Linked DNA regions of Homo sapiens: all the other regions are linked to region 3. The links are chromatin loops, found by intact Hi-C in ENCODE. Cell type or tissue: endothelial cell of umbilical vein. All regions are shown on one strand.

Region 1 (4,000 bases), 190 kb after region 3:
TATACCACCTTTTATTTATCCACTCATCAACTGATAGTCATTTGGTTTGTTTCCACCTCTTGGTTATTATAAATGGTGTTGCTGTCAACATCTGTGTACAGGTTTTTTTGTGAGCATATGTTTTAATTTCTCTTGGACATATATTTACAATGGAATTGCTAGGTCATATGGTAACTTTATGTTTAATTTGAAGAACTGCCAAACTTTTCCAAAGTGAGGGCACCATCTTATATTCCCATCGGTGGTGTACAAAGGTTCCAATTCCTCCACATCCTCACCAGTATTTGTTATTATCTGACTTTTTGATTATAGCCATGCTAGTGAGTATAAAGTGGTATCCCATCGTGGTTTTGATTTGCATTTCTCTGATGAATAATGATGTTGAGTATCTTTTCATGGGTTTATTGGCCATTTGTATATCTTCTTTGGAGATAGCTATTCAGATCCTTTGCCCATTTTTAAATTGGATTATTTTTCTTTTTATTATTGAGTTGTAAGAACTCTTTATATGTTGTGGATACAAGACCCTTATCAGATACATGATTCCTAAATATTTCCTCCCATTCTATGAGCTATCTTTTCACAACTATCTAGTTCTTAAGCCCTAGTTTATAAACCTAGTGATGGGTTCACAGGTGTTCAGTTGAACATAATGTTCATAACTCACCTAGACTTAGCGTATTATTTTTACATATAAAATGTTACATAATAAATTAAAAACAAAACAAAACCTCATGAATAAAGATGTTAGGAAATATTCAAAACAAAACAAAACTCCATAATGCTCAAAATAAGTTAATGCTTTTCTGGAGGGTATTTAACTTAACTGCCAAGGTATAACAGGCACTCAAGAGAATGTGGCCCATTAATCCTTTCAATAGGCTCCTCTCCAGATTCTAGCACAGAATCAATCAGTGGGAGTAGCAAACTACTACTAGAAGGACAAATCCATTCCCTTCTCTCTTACTTTTGTGTTTTCTGCTCCTCCCTCAAGCTAAGAATAGTTTTTACATTTTTTAATGCCTGGAAAAAAACAGAAGAATATTTTGTTACTGGTGAAAAGTTCAAGGTTCAATGTCTGTAAATAAAGTAAAACACAAACATACCATTCCTTTAGGTATTGTCTTTAGCTGCTTTCAAACTATAACTGTGGAACTGAGTAGTTGCTAAGGAGACCATATGGCCTGCAAAACCTACATGTTTACTATCTAGCTCTTAACTCAAAGGTTTACCAAACCCTACCCTGTATCAACAAATTAAATTACTTCTCACATTAACGATGGGGAACAAAAACTTACTTCCTACTAGCAAAGACCACCTTGATAATCACCTTCCTGATTTCTCATAGTCAACTTCTTTTTCTCTTTATCCTTAAGAAGTATTTATATGACACTTTGATTGTAATGTTATTAAGAATTTTTTAAATTTCGGGATTCATGGAGAAGTCGCCTTTCCTTGCAAAATATGCAGTATATTCAAGAAGTCATGCTCCATCTACACTTAAGGTACTGAATTAACTATTTCACACACTTTTATTGTCTATCCATTACATGCTGTGAGCCAAATACTGTTTGGTGCCGTAGGAACTACCAAACAACCCATCCTTGCTTTCAAGAGGCTTGCAGTCTAATTAGACTCTAGTAACTATAAATCCAATTCTCTAAAGTTCACTCTACCGTTGTAATTTTACACTAAGTGGGCTTAGATAGTTTACCAAGAATTCTAAGGAACATAGCTTCAATGAAATCTACAGAAGCAGTAAGGAAATAGGAGTACTCAGTAAACTACAGTGCTCAAGTCCCAGAAGCTTCTGCATTTCCATAACTATAAAACCAAAGGTCCTAGATGTTTTTACCAAGTGTTCATCTCCACTCTGGCTGTTTGGACCTAGTCCCGGTTCAACTTCCTAAATGCAGTCACCCATACATACTCATTTTTAAGAATGCATCCATTCAAATATTGCTACAACTTGCAGCGAACACCACTCTGATGAGAATAAAGAAAAGGCCATCTGCAGGTTGATTTTTGGCCCTAAAAGTGATGATACGGCGGCTACTTCCACGAACACCCCTCTACCCAAAGCAGTCAGAGAGCCAGCGGCGGGTGCCGTTTTTCCGAGCCGTTCCCCCAGTCTCAGTTGCCTCTGCATTTTTTAGAAGTGACTCATCGCCTCAAGTCAGGTTCTGCAGAGGGGAAGCCAGGTCTGTTTCTTTCCAGCACTTTCTGATCGAGGTGGCTCTGGTCAGAGCCGGCGCAATGACTCCCACCCCCACCCCCCTGGAAGACTCACAGCCCGGTGGACGAGACCCCCCAAAGTTAGAGCGGCCGGGCGGGCGGCGGCGCTGGGGTGGGGAGGCCGCGGCCGCCCGCCAACCCCGGGCAGCTCCTGCCCGCACCCCGCCTTCCGAGCGGCCAGGACGCCGGAGCTGGGGAGGCGGGGGCAGGGCGCGCCGCTCCGCTGACCCAGATGGGAGTCCGCCCGCGCCCGCGCCCCGCGCCCGGGTCGCCGCGCCCCGGCCCCCGCGCCCGCGCCGCCTTTATTCCCCTCGCGCTGCTGCCACAGCCGCAGCGTCCCGGCCGCTTCCCTACCCCACCCATCGGGCTCAACTTGCCAGCGCCCGCCGCCAGGCGCCCCCCGCACCTGCACCCCGACCCCTCCCCGCCTCGCCGGGCCCCGACCGCTGCAGGATTACCTGCTTCGCTGCCCTGGGGTCCCGTCCTCGGCAATGCAAATCCGTGGTCGGCCACTCGTACCCTCCTCCCGCGGCCCTCCCCTTCTCCTCCCCTCTCCCTCCTCCCAGCTGAATAGGAGCCGGTGTCAGTCACGCTGCTCCAGGGGAGAGTCGCCGGCAGCTTCCGGAGCTCCAAATACAGACGAGCTGAGGGGGGAGAGGGAGAGCAAAGCCACGCGGGTGGGGAGTGGAAATAAAGGGGAGCAGAGAGGAGAAGGGGGTGGAGGAAAGGAGGGGCAGATGGGCCGTGGGAGAAAAGACAGGGAGATGGGGAAGGCAGAGCCAGGGAACGCCAGCCTGCCTGCCAAGCGCCAGGCTATGCGAGAAATGGATTCAGTGCATGAGGCAGTATTGCAAAGAAGTCTGGAAAGATCCGGAGGCTCCTGGCTGAAGGAGGCACAGATAGGTTGGATACCCGAAGATCTGTGCAGAGAAATGGGTAATGGATCCTTAGGAATCAAGAGACGGCATGTGTGTCCCCAGACCCAATATGAGGATAAAGGCTCTGGGAGGAGAAGGAGCTAGACAGCTAATGCTTTAGCGAGACATCAAGACTGAGTGCACTCATAGTGCGTGTGATGACATTTTTAAAAAGTATTTTATAAACAGCAACTTTTTAAATGTCCTGATTATTTAAAAATTAAAGTAACCAAACCCACTTGGCTTCTTAAGATGTGCAGCATATTTGTGGCCACTTCCCCTTTATATATTGATTATAATTGCAAAATTGGAGGCTTTTCTCTTAACGTCATTAGAAGGAAAGCATTGATTTTCAATTTTCATCAAAGTTTATTTCAGTCTAAAAAAGTGACTTGAAGCTCTTTATTGAATGAATGCCAGGAAAATAATTGCAGAAAAGAGAAAAAAAGAGGGGAAATGTAACTGATATCTTCTGAAAGTAAAATCTCCAAACAATAAATATGAGATGAATTTCTTAAAGGCCAATATTCTCTGTCGATGTTAAAATTGCACATAAGTTGGTTCTGTACATTATAAGGCTTATTCTGACCCCATAGGTCAGCACTTATACAAAGGTCATTCCAATTACACATTGCTCTCTGCTGACAGTAATGAGGTGCAGTGAGTCTTTGCTTCCCTTTGTCTGGAAAGAAGGGAAACAAAATGACATAAACATTGATCAATGAGTGCGTACATTGCATAAAGCCAGAGCCAGCACCCTCCCTATCCTGTGGATACCTTGCATATGGCGGGCATTCAATATGTTTGTATTAAATAATGAATGAATGGATGGATGGATGAAGTATGTA
Region 2 (4,000 bases), 93 kb after region 3:
CCAGGAATTCCGATTTAGACGTACTGTTTCGGCTGCCCTCAACCAGGTGTTCCCAGGGGCCACAACTGATGAGTAATATCTGCAGTGCAGCTGCAATGGGCTTGCTTTTTTTTTTTTTTTGCCCCCTCCTCAGCTCAGTTCCTTTCTGGTCTCCACTCCTCAGTGTGTCTTTGCTTGGGAGCATCTTCTCACATTTTCAATCCAGTACACATGATTCATAAATGTGCTATATGTTCCTGTATTCAGTACAATTCAGTTCCAATTCAGAACAACACAGTGTATACATGCTCTGTTCCTCACCTACAAGAATGGCGCTTCTGGCCCTCAATCAGCCAGGGGTGAGCTCTGTATTGTTTCTCTCCTGGGGTTGACTTGTGCTGAGTCATTCACTCTGGCCAGCAGCAAAAGTCTGTGAGACAGCCAGCCTCCATTATGGGTACAGTCTGTGGTTGGCGGTGAAATTATTTTTGTTTAATTTCCCAGGTCAATTACTCATTATATCCTAAAACTTGTTGGCCTGTAGAGAGAAACAACCTTTAGCCTTGGTTTCATCTCTATCATATCTTAACAAATTGAGGTGAGAGAGAGGTGCACTATTTAAGTGGCTTATTTGGGTTATATGAGTGGATGCTGGTGGTCTAGCTTGCATTTTTATACTAAACATAGTGTCATGTAACAGGCATGAATGAACAAGTGAATGAATACACAAACTAACACTGAAGTGACAAATAAAAATTAAGCTTCTGAAAAGTCCAATGTGATCTGGGTAAATCGGAAATAAAATGTACCTCTCTAAAGAAGGTAATAGTTTATCTTGTTTTGATACAGATTTTTTATTCACACGTGAAGAAAATGATCAGATATTGTCTTTTATGTCCTCCTCTGTTTTCCTTCATAAACATTTTTTTCTGCCTGATATCCACTAACTCTGACCTCATGTTTTCTTGTTCTTTTTATCTGTTACAATATTTATTGAGCACCTACTAGGTGCCAGGCATAGTCCTAGGGACTTGCGATACATAAGTGGGGAAAATGGGTCTTTCCTTTGGGGTTTACAAGCAGTAAACAGACAGTAAACAACAGACATATTAGGGATATCGTACTATGAAAAAAAGGAGTGAAGCAGTACAAAGGGGTCAGAGGAGGAGGGGAGATTTTATTAATGTAAAAAAGGCTTATGTGAAAATATTTAGCTGACTACAACGTTTGACTGAACATTTGGTTGATGCTGTTTGATCCAGCCAGCCTGTCACATGCTAGCAGCTGATCAGAACGGAGTATGGAACATCAATGAGGAGAAATCAGGAAGTGGACAGGGATAAAAGCTGCTTTTCCCCCCAACTGGCTGACCTGAATTCAGCCACGCATAGGCTAAAGTTCACTTTCAATTCCAGCCACTTTGGACGCCGGCACATAGTCCAGGATATAATATGCCTGCTGCTGATCGGCAGCACAGAATAAAGCCTGCCAGCTGCAGTTCCATGTTCCTGCTAGACCCTCTGGTGCCTCACCAATCTTGTTTTTCTCTTTCAGTTACCTTCCCTCAGTTCTGCTCCTTCTGACTTCCAGCCCATAGACTTATTTGTGTTTTGATTTTTTTTGGTGACCCCAAAATACAAAGTTAAAATCAAAATACATGCACCCCACCACTGGCAAACATCACAAGAAGTTGGGAAATTTATAGAGAGAAAAAATAGACAACCATTTCCCATGGTTGATTATAGAAGATTTCTCTGCGTTTCTAAGATGTACCTTTCCAGCATCGCACATGGGTACTGCAAAGTACAGAACACAGTTCCTGCAAAGACCAGTAAGGTCAAACCCTTTCCTTCCTCCTGGCACATTAAGTACTCCTTCCAGAATAAACACAGGGACAAGGCTGGGGCCAAGAGCAGCTGAACTGGATAGACAATGGGATTTATTTGGTCCTCATCAGCAGGTCATGCGAGGAAGCCCGCAGAAATCTGAGAGTCCTGTGGGATGACTATCATCTTAAGATCAGTTTGCGGGGAGGGAAGAAATGAAAATTTACTGATTGCTTACTATAAATCACGCACTGTACTTTGTATTCTATATATTATGTAAACATCATAAAACTTTGGTGGAAACATTAGCATTATTATCCCTGTTTTATGAGTGAGGGAACAAGATCAAGAAATACTTAGTAACTTGCCCAAGATCATCTGGCTAGAACTGAGATTTGGACCCAGATATGTCTCGCTCCCACAGCTAATACTCTTAGGCAAAACAAAAAAAGCATTGGCTTCGGAACAGGAAACATCTGGGTTTAAACCGTATCGTTCACACTAGTCTGAGCCCCAGTATTCTTCCTATGTCATCTGTAAGGTTCTGATGACGATTACATAAGACAATATGTGCATCATGTCTGACACACAATAGAGGACTAAAAATGACAGCTGCTATTATTGTAATTATTCAAGCAATTTTACTGACCTCAAATACTGAAGAAAAAGCATATCATGGATAGCTGGACGAAATGGAATAATTATTGCTGAGTTAAACACTGTAGCTGATGAAAGAACTGAGAACATGGTGCCCACGATATGCGGTAAGAAGGACATGCTTACAATGCAGGCCCTTTAGAATGGGGTGGAAACTTAGGTCATCTCTTTTTGAGAATCTCAGGCAATTTACTTACATGACTCTGGGACATACTGGAAAAGGTGGAGAACAGATGGGGCACCCTGACAATCTCGGGGGCGTTGGGGGACAGTCCTTGGGAAAAGCTGTTCAAGTTCAATGCAAGGGTGCTAGAAGAACCCCAGGATCAGAAACTCACATTTCTGGGACATGATGTTAATGACACTGAGTTTCTACCGGCTCAAGGCAGAAGAAGAATGAAAGAGAAACAGATTTCTTTTAGTAGCACACGTCCTGTGGTTTACCCAGTGGAGCTATGGGCACAGCCTGAAGAGTTTACTTGCACGGGAAACAGACATGTCAGCAGGAGGGCTGAGCTTATAGCTGACATTCAGCCAAAGGGCACAAGGGCAGCTTCACCAGCTGTTAAGGCGCCATGATCCTTTATAGTGGTTGGCAAACAGCCACTTTCCAAGCCCTTTGGGTACCCCCTGCTGCCCTGGCTGCCCCAGTCTCTCTTCCAGGACTTCTCAAAGTCCCCAAACTCCAGCAATCCTGGCCTAATAGGAGGCCTCCAGGATCCTTCTCCAAGGCTCTCATTCTGTTTGTTCTGATTGGACCCATGCAGAATCTTAGGACTACAACCGAAAACTCATGGGCAGGACCTCTGCCCGCAAAGGCGTGCTGTTGCCATGGCAGGAACATCTAGCTTTGTGACTTACACCCCACCCAACCCAATACTCCATTTTAAAATTGCAAGTGTTTTATAATCCTCTTTTCTAGCCTGAAAGAAATTCACAGATAATATAAACTACATGTACACATCACTTTAAGAAATCCATATGGTGTCTAATTGTAAAATAAAGGGGAAATAAAAGGAAAGTAATTTCAAGACATAAATGCTTGGCCACAACAACACCAGGAAGATATGATGTAGTCTCAAAGTTGCAACTGCACATAGAATCCTGCAGAAAGAGATAGCCACAGATGTGGACTCATACAGATGAGTGTTTTAGCAAATCAAATACAAGAAGTCTTTTGGAGATATCTGGAGATGCCATTTTCTGACATGGAAAATAACATATGGTAAAAGTTCAGAACAAAATAAAGTGTCATCTTCCCTCAATTTGCACTGCAGCTGCATTCCAGGGTAATTTAGGATATATATTAAAATTACTATGCATATTAATATAGACTATGGAATGAAATTAGGTTCTAAGCTCAGATGATTAAAAATGTTTTTCACTTACATGCATACACAGTGGGTGACAGTCAAGTAAGAGGAGGGATAATGCATTGTGTTGTGTGTTGCTGAGCTTGTGGCATCTGCCCACCAAATGCCAAAAGAAACCTCCTGTATTTGACAACCTCAAGCATTTCCAAAATGCCCTTTTGGAGG
Region 3 (4,000 bases):
GGCTCCCAACAGATTGGATGATGCCCACACACATTGAGGCGGCCAACCTGCTTTACTGAATTCACCAATTCAAATGCTAACCTCATCTGGAAACACCCTCGCAGACACACTCAGACACAACGTTTAATCTGGGTGCCCCTTGGCCAGTCATGTTGACACATAGAATTAACCATCACAGGAGTTACATCTGGTGTGAAAACCACAAAGAAATCAGGAAGGATGAAAACTGTGGTGGACATTTTCTCTTTTGACCACACTACCTCTTTTTTCCCCCCTTCTTTTGGAGAGAGAGAATTTCCACTTAACTCTTCCCCCAATGTGTGCACCTGTGCTAAGACTCTCAGGGCATTCTGCACTGCTCACTCCAAGCCACCAGGTGGGTATGTGGCCCGAGCTCAGCAGATTGGACTGACTTATGAGGACTTGGAAACTTGAGCCAAGTGATCCAAGGATGGAATAAATGTAGTGCCAGCAGAGGGCCCTTATCTGATAAGAGTGTTGATTAACTCTTGCTACCTATGCTTCCTTTAATTTCAGGAGCTGTGATTGGTTGATTGATTTTGAGGCGGAGTTTCACTCTTGTTGCCCAGGCTGAAGTGCAGTGGCACAACCTCTGCTCACTGCAACCGCTGCCTTCCAGTTTCAAGCGATTCTCCTGCCTCAGCCTCCCAAGTAGCTGGGATTACAGGCGCCTGCCACAACGTCTGGGTAATTTTTGTATTTTTAGTAGAGATGGGTTTCACCATGTTGGCCAGGATGGTCTCGAACTCCTGACCTCGTGATCTGCCCGCCTTGGCCTCACAAAGTGCTGGGATTACAGGCGTGAGCCACCATGCCTGGCCTATTATTTTATTTTTTGAGATGGGGTCTCGCTCTGCTTCCCAGGTTGGAGTGCAGTGGCATGATCATGGCTCACTGCAACTTTGACCTCCCCAGGCTCCGGTGATCCTCCCACCTCAGCCTCTCAAGTGTCTGGGATTACAGGTAAGTGCCACTATGCCTGGCTATATTTTTGTGTGTTTTTTTTGTAGAGACGGAGTTTCTCCATTTTGGCCAGTTTGGTGTCGACCTCCCGGGCTTAAGCGATCCACCCACCTCAGCCTCCCAAAGTGTTGGGATTACAGGCGTGAGCCACTGTATCCAGCTTGTGATATACTTTTAATAAATTTCTCTTAAACTTAAATTAGCAAGTGCTTGTTTATCATCCTTCCAATTAGAGAACCTGGATTCGGCCATTAGGAAGTCAAGGGTGGCATTCATTGGGAAGTTTCATGGGGTGAGAGGTGAAAGGCTGGCTGATGGGGGAATGGAAGTGAGAAGTAGAAATAATTGCATTCTAATCTTTAAGGAGTTGTTTTTTGGGGGAAGAGAAGCTGTTAAAGAAGTAGCGAACTATTTTTAACCACGCTTGAACCCATCGTTTGATAGGGTGACTGAAAAGAGAGTTCCTGAAACTTGGGCAGCCATAAATCTATTGTTTTGTTATGAATTTCTCTAATTTTTAGTGAGATAAACTTACTTTTAGTTTATCAACATATTTCAACTATTCTTACTAGTCATATATGGCAACCCTGCCCCAAGATGTCACATTGGTCTCTAAAGTGTTTCCTTCAGAGTAAGGTTCATCTGATTTGATACACTGATAGGAAGCAAGTTGTAAAAAATAAAGCCACTACGGAAGGCTTCTTTTGTAAATAAGATACCCAAGCACCAAATCAATGATTACACTGAAAAATAACTTGATTTTGGTACTAACTTTTGGAAATACACATAAAATAGGCTTTCTCTTCTCCAGCCTAACGTGGATTGAATTGCTATACTGTGTAATGATTTTCTGCCCCCTAATGGTTGTTCAAAAGCATTAAGAAATTTGTCATCTGCTTGAAAACATTTTCTATTATAAGAAAATATTTTCTTTATAGCACATTTTTAATTTTATTTTAGGAATTCGAAATGACTTAGAAATGTGTCATCATTCACAAGAGGCCCGTGTTACTCTTAAAAATAGGCCGATCTCATAAAACAACTGCGAACCTCATTATATAATGTGAACAGACAGGATTTTAGGCAACCAGTAGGTGGAGGAATTTCCAAAGCTAAGAACACCACAGGCTCCAAAACCCAACTTCAGAGCTGAGGGCCTTAAAGTAATCTGTTCAGCCTTCTCCGCTTTATACTAATAGAAGACTGTGGAGCAGCTCTGAGATATATGCTCATAGAAGTACATCGCCCATGATATTCTGGCAAAAGGAAAGACTATTTTAGATTAGGATTGGATTTTACTTGTGAAATATGAGATTGGGGCCAAGAGAAAGCATTGCTTTGGGTAGGGATAGCATGAGATTAAAAAACTGAAAATAAGTCGAGTGTGTGAAGAAAATGACTGTGACATACGAGAGGAAGGAAGCCAACAAGAGAGTGCCGTGGGTAGATGCTAGAAAGGGTGACATCATGCAGAAAGGTCAGGGAGGGAGGCTGAGTTTGGCTTTGGTCCAGTCAGCAATAGAAGGCTATTATGAAAGACAAACGTAAATATTTGTAAAATATAGTGTTGGTACAAACAAATATAAAAAAACATTGAGTTGCTTCTGCTGCTCCTTCCTTTTTTAGACCTGGAAACAATGAATCCAGAGGGAACAGCCACAGACGCTCCTGAGCACGTCAGTTTAGGCCTTCTGTGCCTAACGCAATTTCTTCCCTTAGAATTTGACCCTTGCCTGTGTCACCCAGCACTCATCCCATACCTCCTCCTGACCTCCCTGCAAGGTGGAGCCCACCAACCTGATCGCTGATCTTACCCTCCTCGTTAAGACTTACTCTATTACATCATCTTATCATTGACATGAAGTGGAGACCCAATGCCTGGCCAGTCTGAAGCTGTACACACGTAGGACATTAACTGAAACCTCAACTAAACCTCATCAAATTCCCACTTACTCTGGCTCCCCTTTCTCTATTTTTTAATTAAAAATTTTTGTATTATTCCTATTCTATTTTCCTGCAAACAGAGGCCCCCCTTCTTCTTGCACTCAAAAAATTCCACAATTCTCCTGGTTTCTTCATTTTCCCTCTTTTCACAGGCCTATATACTCTTCCATGTTTAATATCCTGGCTCATTTTATTCTTACTAACCATGAGAACTTATCTTTTTTATTCAATAGACTGTCCTCACTCTTGATCAATTTTATGCACTTAAATAGGCCATGTCATGTTTTTGCACATCAGACTGGAAAAATGACTAAGAGAGGTGGTATCCAGAGTTGACGAGGTTTGGAGAAAAACAGGTTCAGTCATTTGTGGAAGTATAGGCTTAGACATTTTTCGAAGGATAATTAGGCAGCATCCACCCAAATTCAGAATATCTGAGCCTTGTGAATCCTTAATCCTTTTAGAAATCTACCTTACAGAAATATGAGCACTAGAATAGAGCAATACAAGTCAAGCGTATTTCCTGTAGGATTATCTACAAAAGCAAAACAAAGAAAATAAATGAGACAGCCATCAAAAATTCAAAAATTAGAAACCAGAATGATAATACTTTTTTTCATTTAAAACAAGGAGTTTAAACAAGATGCTTAACTTGAAGGGAAAACTAGGATTCTTTGTTTTAGAGTAATTTATCCCTAAAGACAGATTGCCCTACACGTAACAGCTACGTACAAAAAAGTATAAAATTGTCCTTGGTTTTACAATGGTAAATGAAAAACATTAAAATTCTCCAACTGAACAAGGTATGCAAGGATTTTTTTTATTTTTTTGTTAAAATAGTGAGAGCAAAATAACTTACTGGAATATAAACGTAAGAGCCGACTGAGCATGCCACTAATGGAGAAAATGGGGTATTTCCACAGCCTCAGTGTTTTTCCCCATCCCGTCACCACTTGATGTCAATCGAAACATACCATTGGCTGCTTGGTTAAAAAAAAAAAGGAATATGCTTGTGCACATACACCAGTTACGTTATGTACAATAAAGAAATGGGGAAGGGGGAAATGAAAGA

Evidence for each region. Peaks named below come from ENCODE experiments on the same cell type or tissue, not always from the same donor. Only the 100,000 strongest peaks of a DNase experiment are listed, where the experiment ranks them.
Region 1: it touches region 3 in a loop (6-fold over the local background); 11 of 110 quality-filtered maps call a loop at or near these places.
Region 2: it touches region 3 in a loop (5-fold over the local background); 4 of 110 quality-filtered maps call a loop at or near these places.

What each region holds. Positions count from the first base shown.
Region 1 is chr6:17,392,440-17,396,439 of GRCh38, reverse strand. It overlaps CAP2 (cyclase associated actin cytoskeleton regulatory protein 2), which reads right to left and starts at 2,845. Exons shown (of 13, transcript NM_006366.3): 1 at 2,694-2,845. In endothelial cell of umbilical vein, no CTCF peak of the experiment used is centred here; DNase peaks (open chromatin) are centred at 2,159 and 2,829; H3K4me3 peaks cover 1,496 bases; H3K27ac peaks cover 1,172 bases.
Region 2 is chr6:17,489,896-17,493,895 of GRCh38, reverse strand. All of the region lies in intron 4 of CAP2 (cyclase associated actin cytoskeleton regulatory protein 2), which reads right to left. Among named protein-coding and RNA genes, the nearest start is that of CAP2, 98 kb to the right of the region's middle. In endothelial cell of umbilical vein, no CTCF peak of the experiment used is centred here; DNase peaks (open chromatin) are centred at 365, 1,875, 2,255, 3,015 and 1 weaker place; H3K27ac peaks cover 3,458 bases.
Region 3 is chr6:17,582,425-17,586,424 of GRCh38, reverse strand. LOC102724591 (a long non-coding RNA gene) reads left to right here. Exons shown (of 5, transcript XR_007059485.1): 5 at 538-634. Among named protein-coding and RNA genes, the nearest start is that of FAM8A1, 16 kb to the left of the region's middle. In endothelial cell of umbilical vein, CTCF peaks have their summits at 419 and 2,064 (motif pointing right); a DNase peak (open chromatin) is centred at 2,084; H3K27ac peaks cover 702 bases.